Regions from separate parts of the Homo sapiens genome. Here region 1 is linked to region 2. The links are chromatin loops, found by intact Hi-C in ENCODE. Cell type or tissue: heart left ventricle. All regions are shown on one strand. Links, peaks and the distances in the headings refer to the core of each region. The heading gives the core; the rest is flanking DNA.

Region 1 (5,389 bases), core at 200-5,199, 49 kb before region 2:
CTGCCTACCTTTAATGTAGCAAGACATGAAACAACTACATTCTGGTGATGAAGTTTATCTAGGCACTTATTTAGGATTAAAAATGAAATTGATGATCTAGGGGGACAAGATGGCTAACTAGACACAGCCATCTCTCCCACTAAGAGATCCCAAATTATCAAGTAAATAATATAATTTGGGCAGATCTGATCTCTAGGGAGAAAACACCGCAAGTGTGTGGAGAGGCAACACAGATGCTGAGGCTGAAGAGGGAGAAGCTGGGAACCCTGCGTAGGGTACCTGAATGCTTGGGCTACTTCCTGGCCCTAAATGGCTCCTGGAGAAGGGGTGAGGGAGGGGACTGAGGGACAGCTCACTCTTGCCACAGACATCTGGGATCTAAGCTACAGAGTACCCAACATCTCCAATGGATGTGTGAGCTGGCAGGTGGATTTTCCCAGGGAGCAGGTAGAGACAGGGCTTCAGCTAGCATGGAGCCCAGGAGCTTTTGTGAGCAGAGCACAGACATAGGTGCCCATCCCCTCGGACTCCCCATCTCCTTCAGAGAGGCTCTAGCCCCAGGTGACCACAAGCCAGGAGAAAGCAGGCATTCCCCATGGGACTGGGGCATGTCTGTTCTGCAGCCTCTCCCGCCTGCCAGACCCTCCCAGAGTCCCTGCCTAACTGCCCCACAGGAGCATGTGCACAGCGCAGTCTCTGCCGCCCAGCCTGGGTGCTGCGCCCCACCTGAGTACTTTCCCTGTGACCTGGGAGGACTTTGGATCCTCCAAAGCAACCAGAGCCTGACTCTGAGCTGCGGGGTGTCCTGGAGACCCAGAGATGGCATGTCCGTCTCAGGAGTACCAAGCTGAGATCTATGGCTGGCACTCAAGTAGGGGAGGAGCCCCCATCTCAGAGCACTGAGATGGGTAACAAACATGGATTCGTGGGCCAGCGTGGGCCAGCACTGGAGTAGGGCATGACTCCCTCCACAGGGCTGGTTCGGAAAAGGTGTCACCTATCTACCTGCCATGGCCTCTGCCCGAGAGAGCCTGTGGCCCAGAACACCTAACAAAAGAAACATGGGTACAGTGCCAGTGATTGGAGGAGGCCTCTCCCTACCCACTGCAGAGCACCCCTGCAAACATGAGCAAATACAAGAGTGGCAAGACTAAGAGCCTATCTACTGCCCATTACCCTTAATTGCCCTCTACTGGATCACAGCTCAAACAACAACACCAAAAATTACTTTGCTAATAAACACTCCTGTGAGCATACACCCACAAATAAAGATCCTGTACAGAGACTTGGCCCTCTGAAAGCATCCAGAAACAAACCCAAATGACTACACTCAACTTACACCACAGTTGAAGAACATCAGTCCCCCAAGATGAGAAAGAATCAGCACAAGAACTCTAGGTAGAGACAGGCATCAAAGAAACATACCTCCAAATAATAAGAGTCATCTGTAACTAATCCTAGCCAATATCATACTGAATGGGCAAAAGCTGGAACCATTCCCCTGGGGAACTGGAATAAGACAAGGATGCCCACTCTTACCACTCCTATTCAACCTAGTACTCTAAGTCCTAGCCAGAGCAATAAGGCAAGATAAAGAAATAAAGACATCCAAATAGGAATAGAAGAAGTCAAGCTATCTTTTTTCCACTGGTAATATGATCCTATACCTAGAAAACCCTTAAGACTCTGCCAAAAAACTCCTAGAATTCATAAATGACTTTAGTAAAGTTTCAGAATATAAAATAGGGGTACAAAAATTAGTAGCATTTCTATACACCAATAATGTTCAAGGTGAGAGTCAAATAAACAACACAACTCAGGGCTGGGTGCGGTGGCTCACGCCTGTAATCCCAGCACTTTGGGAGGCTGAGGTGGGCAGATCATGAGGTCAGGAGATCGAGACCATCCTGGCTAACACAGTGAAACCCCATCTCTACTAAAAATACAAAAAAAAAAAAAAAAATTAGCCGGGCATGGTGGTGGGTGCCTGTAGTCCCAGCTGCTCAGGAGGCTGAGTCAAGAGAATGGCGTGAACCCGGGAGGCGGAGCTTGCAGTGAGCCAAGGTCGCGCCACTGGACTCCAGCCTGGGCGACAGAGCGAGACTCCGTCTCAAAAAAAAAAAAAAAACTCCATTTACAGAAGCTACAAAAAACACTGAAATATCCAGGAATACAGCTAACCAAGGAGGTAAGAGATCTCTAAAAGGAGACCTAAAAAACACTGCTGAAAGAAATCAGAGATGAGACAAATAAAAGAAAAAACCTTTCATTTAATATCATTAAATGGCCATACTGCCCAAAGCAATGTATAGATTTAACACTGTTGCTCTTAAAGTACCAACATCATTTTTCACAGAATTAGAAAAAACTATTCTAAAATTCATGTGGATCTAAAAAAAGAGCTCAGGTAGCCAAAGCAATCCTAAGTAAAAAGAACAAAGCCAGACCCATCACACTGCCTGACTTCGAACTCTACTATAAGGCTACGGTAATCAAAACAGTATGATACTGGTACAGAAGAGCCACATGGACCAGTGAAACAGAATAGAGAATTCAGAAATAAAGCCACATACCTACAGCCGTCTGATCTTTGATAAAGCCAACAAAAACAAGCAATGGGGAAAGGAATCCCTAGTCAAAAAATGGTGTTGGGATAACTGGCTAGCCATATGCAGAAGAATGAAACTGGACCCCTAACTTTCCCCATATATAAAAACTAACCAAGACAAATTAAAGATTTAAATATAAGACCTTTAACTATAAAAATATTATAAGAAAACCTAGGAAATACCCTCTCTGACATTGGTCTTGGCAAATAATTTTTGGCTAAGTCTCTAAAAGCAATTGCAACAAAAACAAAAATTGACAAGTGGGATCTAATTAAACTAAAGAGCTTCTGCACAACAAAAGACATTATCAATAGAGTAAACAGACAACCTACAGAATGGGAGAAAATAATTGCAAACTATGCATCTGACAAAGGTCTAATATCCAGAATAAGGAACTTGAACAACTCAGCAAGCAATCAATCAACAAATAACCACATTAAATAATGGGCGAAGGACATGAATAGACTCCTTAAAACATGACATACAGGTGACCAACAAACATATGAAAAAACTCTCATTATCACTAATCATTACAGAAATGCAAATAAAAGCCAAAATGAGGTAGGTACCATCTCACTCCAGTCAGAATGGCTATTATTAAGAAGTCAAAAAATAACAGAAAATGGTGAGGCAGCAGAGAAAAGGAAAAGCTTATACACTGTTGGTGGGGATGTAAATTAGTTCAGCCAGTGGAAAGCAGTTTGGAGATTTCTCAAACAACTTAAAACAGAACTACCATTCAACCCAGCAATCCCATTACTGGGTGTATATACCCGAAAGAAACTGTTTACCAAAAAGACACGTGCGGTCATATCTTCATTGCAGTGCTATTCACAACAGCAAAGACATGGAATTAACATAGGTGCCCATCAACAGTGGCCTGGATAAAGAAAATATGTACATATACACCATGGAACACTGCACAGCCATAAAAAAGAACAAAATCATGTCCTTTGCAGCAACATACATGCAGATGGAGGCCATAATCCTAAGCAAATTCCACAGGAACAGAAAACCAAATACCACATGTTCTCACGTATAAGTGAGAGTTAAGCCTTGGGTACTCATGGATATAAAGATGGGAACAGTAGACACCATGGACTACTTGGAGGAGCTGACAAACTACCTATTGGGTATTATGCCCACTACCTGAGCGATGGAATCTGTACCCTAAACCTCAATATCCTGCAAATATACCCATGTAACAAACTCGTGCATGTATACTCCCTGTATCTAAAATTAAAGTTGAAATTTAAAAAATGAAATTGCCAATATTAACAGTTAATGACATAAAAATAGCAACTTACTATAATCAAATTCAAAAATGGCAAAGTCATATGTTCAACTAAATACTTCCTGAGAAATAAATAATACAAAATACAATAAAAAGTTTTAAAGTAGCTTATTGTCAGACAGATTTGGCTTTATAAGGGGTTAAAAATGTCTTCATAGTCTCTACTAAAATACAAAAAAAAATTAGCCGGGCGTGGTGGTGGGCGCCTGTAGTCCCAGCTACTCGGGAGGCTGAGGCAGGAGAATGGCGTGAACCCGGGAGGTGGAGCTTGCAGTGAGCTGAGATCGTGCCACTGCACTCCAGCCTGGGCGACAGAGAGACACTCCGTCTCAAAAAAAAAAAAAAGAAAAAAGGCTTCATATATACCTATATATTATAAAATTATACATATAATAACAGTCTGATAAAACACAGTAAGTCTATGGTATATGTTAGCTCTTTCCTTTGTTACTGGGGTCAAGGGTTGCCACTTTATTATACTCTGTACATTAACTGAGTTCCAAAGTATTAAGATAAGTGCAAGCTTTGGTACTGGAAAGGTATTTATCTCTTAAAGTACAAAGAAAAAGGATAAGAGAGATTGAAAAAAGTATATCTCTCCAGAGGGGACCTTGGTAATATCTTAGTTCTTAACAGACAAGGAAGATGAGACACACATAGCTGGTTAAGTAGAGCTGGGGCTTGGTCACATCCTCTTATACTTCCAGTCGCACATTCTTTCCAAAAGCAGCACAGTGCCTTGCATATTCTAAGTGGTAAATGAATATTTATTGATATTATTCAATAAGTGCATAGAACTATGTATTTACTTACTTTTATAAAAGTTGGTTTCCACAAGATAAGCGAAACATTGACTTGGCTGATGTCAGAAGAAGTGAGATTACATGTGATGGTAGCAAATTTACATGTATTGCAGTCCTGTTTAAATGTCCAGAGATACATATCAGTATTCTTGCCGTTTTATCAAATATCTATATTTAAATTCTTCAGATGGTTATTTCTAGATTGATATCAATTTTATTCATTTGGAAAGCAAAAGGTAAAAATAGCACTTGTCTTAATTTACCAGAATTGTGCCTCGTTTGAGATGGTCAGTTGATGTAGTCATTTTCTTTCCAGAGTTGATACTGAAAGGATCCTCAAAGATATGGGGTCTGCAGTTTGCATTCTAGAAATGAAAATATTACATTTATCAGACAATGCCAGATATCAGAGGAAAAACATGACTTGCTGCAGTAGTGTAAAGAATCTGTGAATGACAGCCATTGCCATATATTAGAGATCCATCTTTGTAAGTGTGCTGTATGGGAAAGGTTGTTATGCACCAGCCATACATACATATATATCCACCCCAAGATAATATGTACTCTTACCATGCTACTTTTGAATTGTAATGGAAACTAGTGAGGTTGTAATGGAAAAGAAAGAATGCTAATAGAACTTACTATTACGTGATTAATACATTCATTATTACCTTAATCAAAGA
Region 2 (5,389 bases), core at 257-5,256:
AAAAATAAGAAATAGTCTAGTCAAAACACTGCTTTTGGTGTAGTGTAGCAACAAAGATGATATAGAAGACATTTGTAATCTGTAAAGTTCCTTATAAAATGATGTCATATTTAAATATAGAGACTTCTTGGAGTGTTTGGGCTCTTCAACCTGTCACCTTTAATCCATGGTGTAGTTAGGTTAGAAATAATCTGAAATGTCATTTCAGGCAATTGATCTCCCCCTCCCCTAGCTGAAGTGGGCTTCATTTTTGCCAGTTTTAGGTTACTTGCTTACTTAAAAGGAGATTTAGAAATGACACTGTATTCTGTTGAACTATCAAATGTAACTATGTAACTTTTCTTTTAAATTATTTTTACAGATTGTTTCTATCATATCTTAGCCCATGTTATTAAAAATTAAAAGTACACAATTAGTTGGAAGACCTTATGTATTTTCCTTAAGGCCAGCCAAGCTCATAATCTGGTTTATTGGTAAATGACACCGGGAGAGCTGTTGAGAGACCAAAGCCACTTAAAAATGACTTGTACACAGAGCACAAGACAGCTGAGTTCTTCAGAAGCAGCTGGGACTCCAGACTCATAAACAATTAGAGTGTTCTGTTTCTAAAGGCACAGGGGAAAGAGGCCAGGGGAAAAGGGAGGCACAGAAATTCAGTCTGGCTGGCCTGTAGATTCCTATCACCTCTAAATCAAATGTTCTAAGTACGGATTGTGACCCAGTCATGAAATCAACAGACTGAGTATAGCCAGCATTTTTTTTTCATTGAAAGAGATTAGGGTAGAATGGAATTGATGAGAAACCATCACAGTGCATCACATGTAATAAGAATTATCTTGTGAAACTTTGCCTTATTTTTATATGTATATATTTATGTGCACTGGGTCAAAAAGCAAAATGTAGTTATTATCGTGAGTCACACTCAAAAAAAGTTTGAAAGCCATAACTCTAAATAATTATCTTTCCTTTCTGTACATTTTCATATTCTAATTTTTCTGCATTTTCCCAGCCCCTTGACGCTCAATCAAAATGGTCTACTTTTTTTCAGTTGTGTCTCATTCCCATTTTGTCTTTCTGTTTCCTATTATCAATCAAATCAGGGAAACTGAGAAAGTGCTTTTAAATTTCTATTGTTAAGATGTAGAAACAACAGTCTTTCAGTGTGTCCTCACAAGGACAGGGTCAACTGGATTTGGATGTAGCCTAAGGGGAAAAGAATTCTCTGGTGGTTTCTCTCCCTAGTTGGAGAAAAGGCGCATGTTCCCTGAGACTAGAGATCATCAAAGAATGTGAAGAAAGAAGCTTTGCCAGTTTGCCTGGCATAACAATTCTGAAGACTTTTTTTTTTTGTTTTTTAGGAAAGATCGAGTTCCAAAGTAATTAGCTACTTGACATCCTCTACCTAAGGCAGAATAGGGAATGCCATAACTCGTTATCCTCAACAGCCAGTCACCATTGAAAACTCAAGGAAAAATCTGCAAAGAAGTAACATGATTTAGACAAATACAGTGAACCAATGTTTCATTGCCATGGATTTTAAGGCAAATTTCCATGAAGACCTTTAAAATGGGCAAGGAGCAAAATACAGAGAAAATAAGTGAACAAAGAAGTTATTGCATAAGAGCACTCTTGTAGTAGCTCAATATGAAATGAAGAAACAAACAAACAAAAAAAACCCAAACCAGAGGTAGTACCCTCATTTTCCAAATCTATGTAACAGAAAAGGAACAAAGCACATGGAAACATTTTTGTCCTGGCACATCTACATTGACCATTGTCTTCATCGGCTGTCCCATCAGCACTGCCCTACCATGCCCTTACAAAGAGAGTCTCTAGCAGACACAGTGTTGTGAGAAACAGCCATCTTAATGGCAGATTTATATAAAAGAGCATTGTTCCATGCTAGATATTGTACACAGTAAAAAAAAAAAAAAAGTATTACTGATGTATTAGGAATAAATACAAAAATCCCATTATACTGATTTTGAATTGCAGAGAGAACATGCAGCAATAAGATAAATAGACATACCTTCCAGGGCAAATATTCTTTCTCCCAGAGTTTTAACAATGGTGACTAGAGCCAATTCATCAGAGACATTGAAGAAATGCTTTTCAGTGGGTTCACTTGCAATTGATTTTATTTCCTCCACAAATTTTTCAGTGCTTAAATTTCCTCGGTTATAGCTGCCAAGAATCTAAGACACAACAGAAACAGCAAGAATATATTTTAAATTCTATGTGTTAAATAAAGGATCTCAAGCATTTTGTCAGTAAACAACAGTGTAGAGTACCTTAGCATAATGGAATTTTTATGTACTTTCATATTTATGGAAGAGTGATTTTCAAAATTTGTAGACTCCCTAATATTAACTGTTATATAAACACCACAATTGGTGTAGAAAAATATAAAGGGCAATTTTGTATGTCTGTGAAAATTTCTCCTCTTGTACTCTGTGTCCCTGTTACTAACAGCTGTATTTTTAAAATCTGACAGTTCAAAAGTAATGTTATATTCATAGTTTCTGAATGTCTTTGATATTATTCCAGCTAGTGATGTCATTATCTGCTGGCAAAGGCAATCAGCAAGTGAGTTGCCTGCTTTTGAATGAGCAATTCTTCCTGAAACTATTACCAAGGCACAGTCCAGCACATATATATTTTAAACACATACTGGACTAAGTGGTAATCTAAATTGGCAATCTGGAAAATAAACAATTGAGATATTCTTGTTTGAAACCAAATGCTGGAGACAGGGGCATTCTTTTTTATGAAGAGGAGAGAGAAGCAGGAGTTATATATGATTGTTAACTATAATTATTTAGATGTCCAAGCAGGTTTTCTCAAACATTTAGTTTTTTTTTAAGGTAAGGTTTATTGCAATAAATTATATACAGTAAAATTCACCCTGTTTAGATGTACAATTCTATGAGTGTGACAAACCAATATAGTTGTGTTACTGCCACATCAAGGTGTAGAATATTTACATCACCCCAAAAAGTTCCCTCCTGCCCCTATAGTCAATCCCTTCCTCCCCTCGTTCAACCCTGGCAACCACCGATAAATAATCTGTCCTTATAGCTTTGATTTTTCCAGAATGTCAGATTTAAGGAATCATATAGTATGTAGCCATTTGTGTCTGGCTTCTGTGACTTTGTACAATGCTTTTCAGAGTCATCCGTGTTGCTGCATGTAGCAGTAGTTGGGTCCTTTCTATTGCAGAGTAGCATTCCATTGTATGGATGCACCACAATTTACTTAATGAGAACATTTGAGTTGTTTGCAGCTTCAACATATTATGAATAATGCTGCTGTAAATATTCACATGTAGGTCTCTGTAATAGACATATATTTTCTTTTCTCTTGAGTAAATAACTAGAAATGAAAGTGCTGGGTCATACAATAAGTGAATGATTAACTTTTTAAGAAACTGCCAAACTGCTTTCCACAGTAATCGTCCCATTTTGCCATTTTACTATTCCCATCAGAAATGTCTAAGAGATCCAGCTGCTTTGCATGCGTGTCAATACTTGTTATTGTCAGTTTTTTTTGTTCACTTGTTAGTTTTAGCAATTGTGTTAGCGTATAGTGGTGTCTTATTTAATTTGCATTTCTCTAATGACTAATGATGTTGAGACTCTTTCATACAATTATTTGCTATAGTATTTCTTCCTCGGTGTAGTTAGTGTCTGTTCAAATCTTTTTCCCATTAAAAGAAAACGAGATGTTTATTTTCCCTTAAATGTGTTGTAAGAGTTCTGTATATAGTCTGGATGCAAGTCCTTTATGTGTTTTGCAGATGTTTTCTTCCCGTCTGTAGATTGTCTTTTCATATTCTCAACAGTGTCATCTGAAGAGTAGAAGTTTTACATTTTGATGAAGTCCAACTAATTAGCTTTGTTGAGGTTTGTACTTTTTCTGCCTAAAAAAATTAGTTTTTAATGTAAAAATTTTTTATGTTAAAACTGTTTTTAATATAAAAATGTTCAAGATAATGAAAACATTTTTAAAACAATATGTAAAATTTAACATGCAAAAAAATTTAAAAATCCCCAATATGTAGATATGACCTAATTCTATTTTTTAAATCACATAAGTACATGGGCATAAAAAATGTGAAAAAATGTGTATCATAATATATTATTTTGTATTTCTGTATATTAGGACACTAGGTGTTTCCTTATATTTGCTTCAATATTTTTTTTAAAACTTTATAATAAAAAATCACTTCTGTAATAAATAAAAAAATTAGTTTTTACCATAGTTGCAAGTGTTACCTGAAGATTATCACTTTGGTTTTTTTTTTTTTTTTTTTTTAGTGTTCATGATACATTTATAACAATAACTCAAACTGGACACAAGCAAAATGTCTATAAACAGTAGAGTACAAATTGTGGTCTATAAAATAGATAACAATAACAAAAAATGAATCCCCAGTACACAAAATATCACAAGCAATAATTATGTTGAGTGAAAAGCTAAACACACAGTACATACTATACAGTTTTATTTATTTGAAATTCAAGAATTGGCAATCTAAGTGAGCTATGGTGGTATGTCACATCAGTGGTTACTACAGGAGGTGTGTATTTAAAATGAAAAAAAAAAAAGAAAAAAAAAACATTGCTGGGTATATATCCCAAAGAAAGGAAATAGTATATTGAAGAAATATCTGCACTCCCCTGTTTATTGCAGCACTGTTTACAATAGACAAGATATAGAATTAACCTTAAGTATGGATCAATGGATGAATGGATTTAAAAAAACATGGTATATCTTCACAACAGAATATTATTTATCCATTAAAAAGAACAAAACTTTGTCATTTCCAGCAACATGGATGGAACTGAAGAACATTATATTAAATGAAATAAGCCAAGCACTGAAGGACAAATATCACTACGTTCTCACTCAAATGTGTGAGCTGAAAATGTGGATCTCATAGACATACTGAATAGAATGGTGGTTATCAAAGGCTGGAAAGAGTAGTGGGGAAGAGCAGGGATGAAGAGGGGTTAGTTAATGGATTTAAAACTATAATTAGATGGAAGGAATAAGAGCTAGTGTTCAGTAGCACTATAGGACAACTACAGTAAACATATTGTATATTTCAAAATAGCTACAGGAGAAGATTTGGAATATTCCCAACACAAAGAAATGATAAGTGTCTGAGGTGATGGATATTCCAATTGCCCAGATTTGATCATTAGCCACTGTATGCCTGTATCAAAATATCACATGTACCAGGTAAATATGTACAGCTATCGTGTATCCATAAAAATTAAAGATACATTTTAAAAAAGAAAGCACAGGAAACTTTCTGGGAGTGATGAAATTGCTCTATATCTTGATTAAGTCTTATGTGGGTGCACGTAATTGTCAAAACTCACCA

What was found. Hi-C counts contacts between places; a loop is a spot of excess contacts. Peaks named below come from ENCODE experiments on the same cell type or tissue, not always from the same donor. Only the 100,000 strongest peaks of a DNase experiment are listed, where the experiment ranks them.
Region 1: a loop joins it to region 2, with 4 times the contacts of the local background. A loop is called at or near these places in 1 of 110 quality-filtered maps.

What each region holds. Positions count from the first base shown.
Region 1 is chr5:52,939,272-52,944,660 of GRCh38, reverse strand. It overlaps ITGA1 (integrin subunit alpha 1), which reads right to left. Exons shown (of 29, transcript NM_181501.2): 25 at 4,970-5,071; 26 at 4,717-4,821. The region is part of intron 3 of ITGA2-AS1 (ITGA2 antisense RNA 1); the gene reads left to right. Among named protein-coding and RNA genes, the nearest start is that of ITGA2, 47 kb to the left of the region's middle. In heart left ventricle, for the core only: no CTCF peak of the experiment used is centred there; no DNase peak of the experiment used is centred there.
Region 2 is chr5:52,890,481-52,895,869 of GRCh38, reverse strand. ITGA1 (integrin subunit alpha 1) reads right to left here. Exons shown (of 29, transcript NM_181501.2): 9 at 2,030-2,195. Among named protein-coding and RNA genes, the nearest start is that of PELO-AS1, 92 kb to the right of the region's middle. In heart left ventricle, for the core only: no CTCF peak of the experiment used is centred there; no DNase peak of the experiment used is centred there; H3K27ac peaks cover 2,686 bases.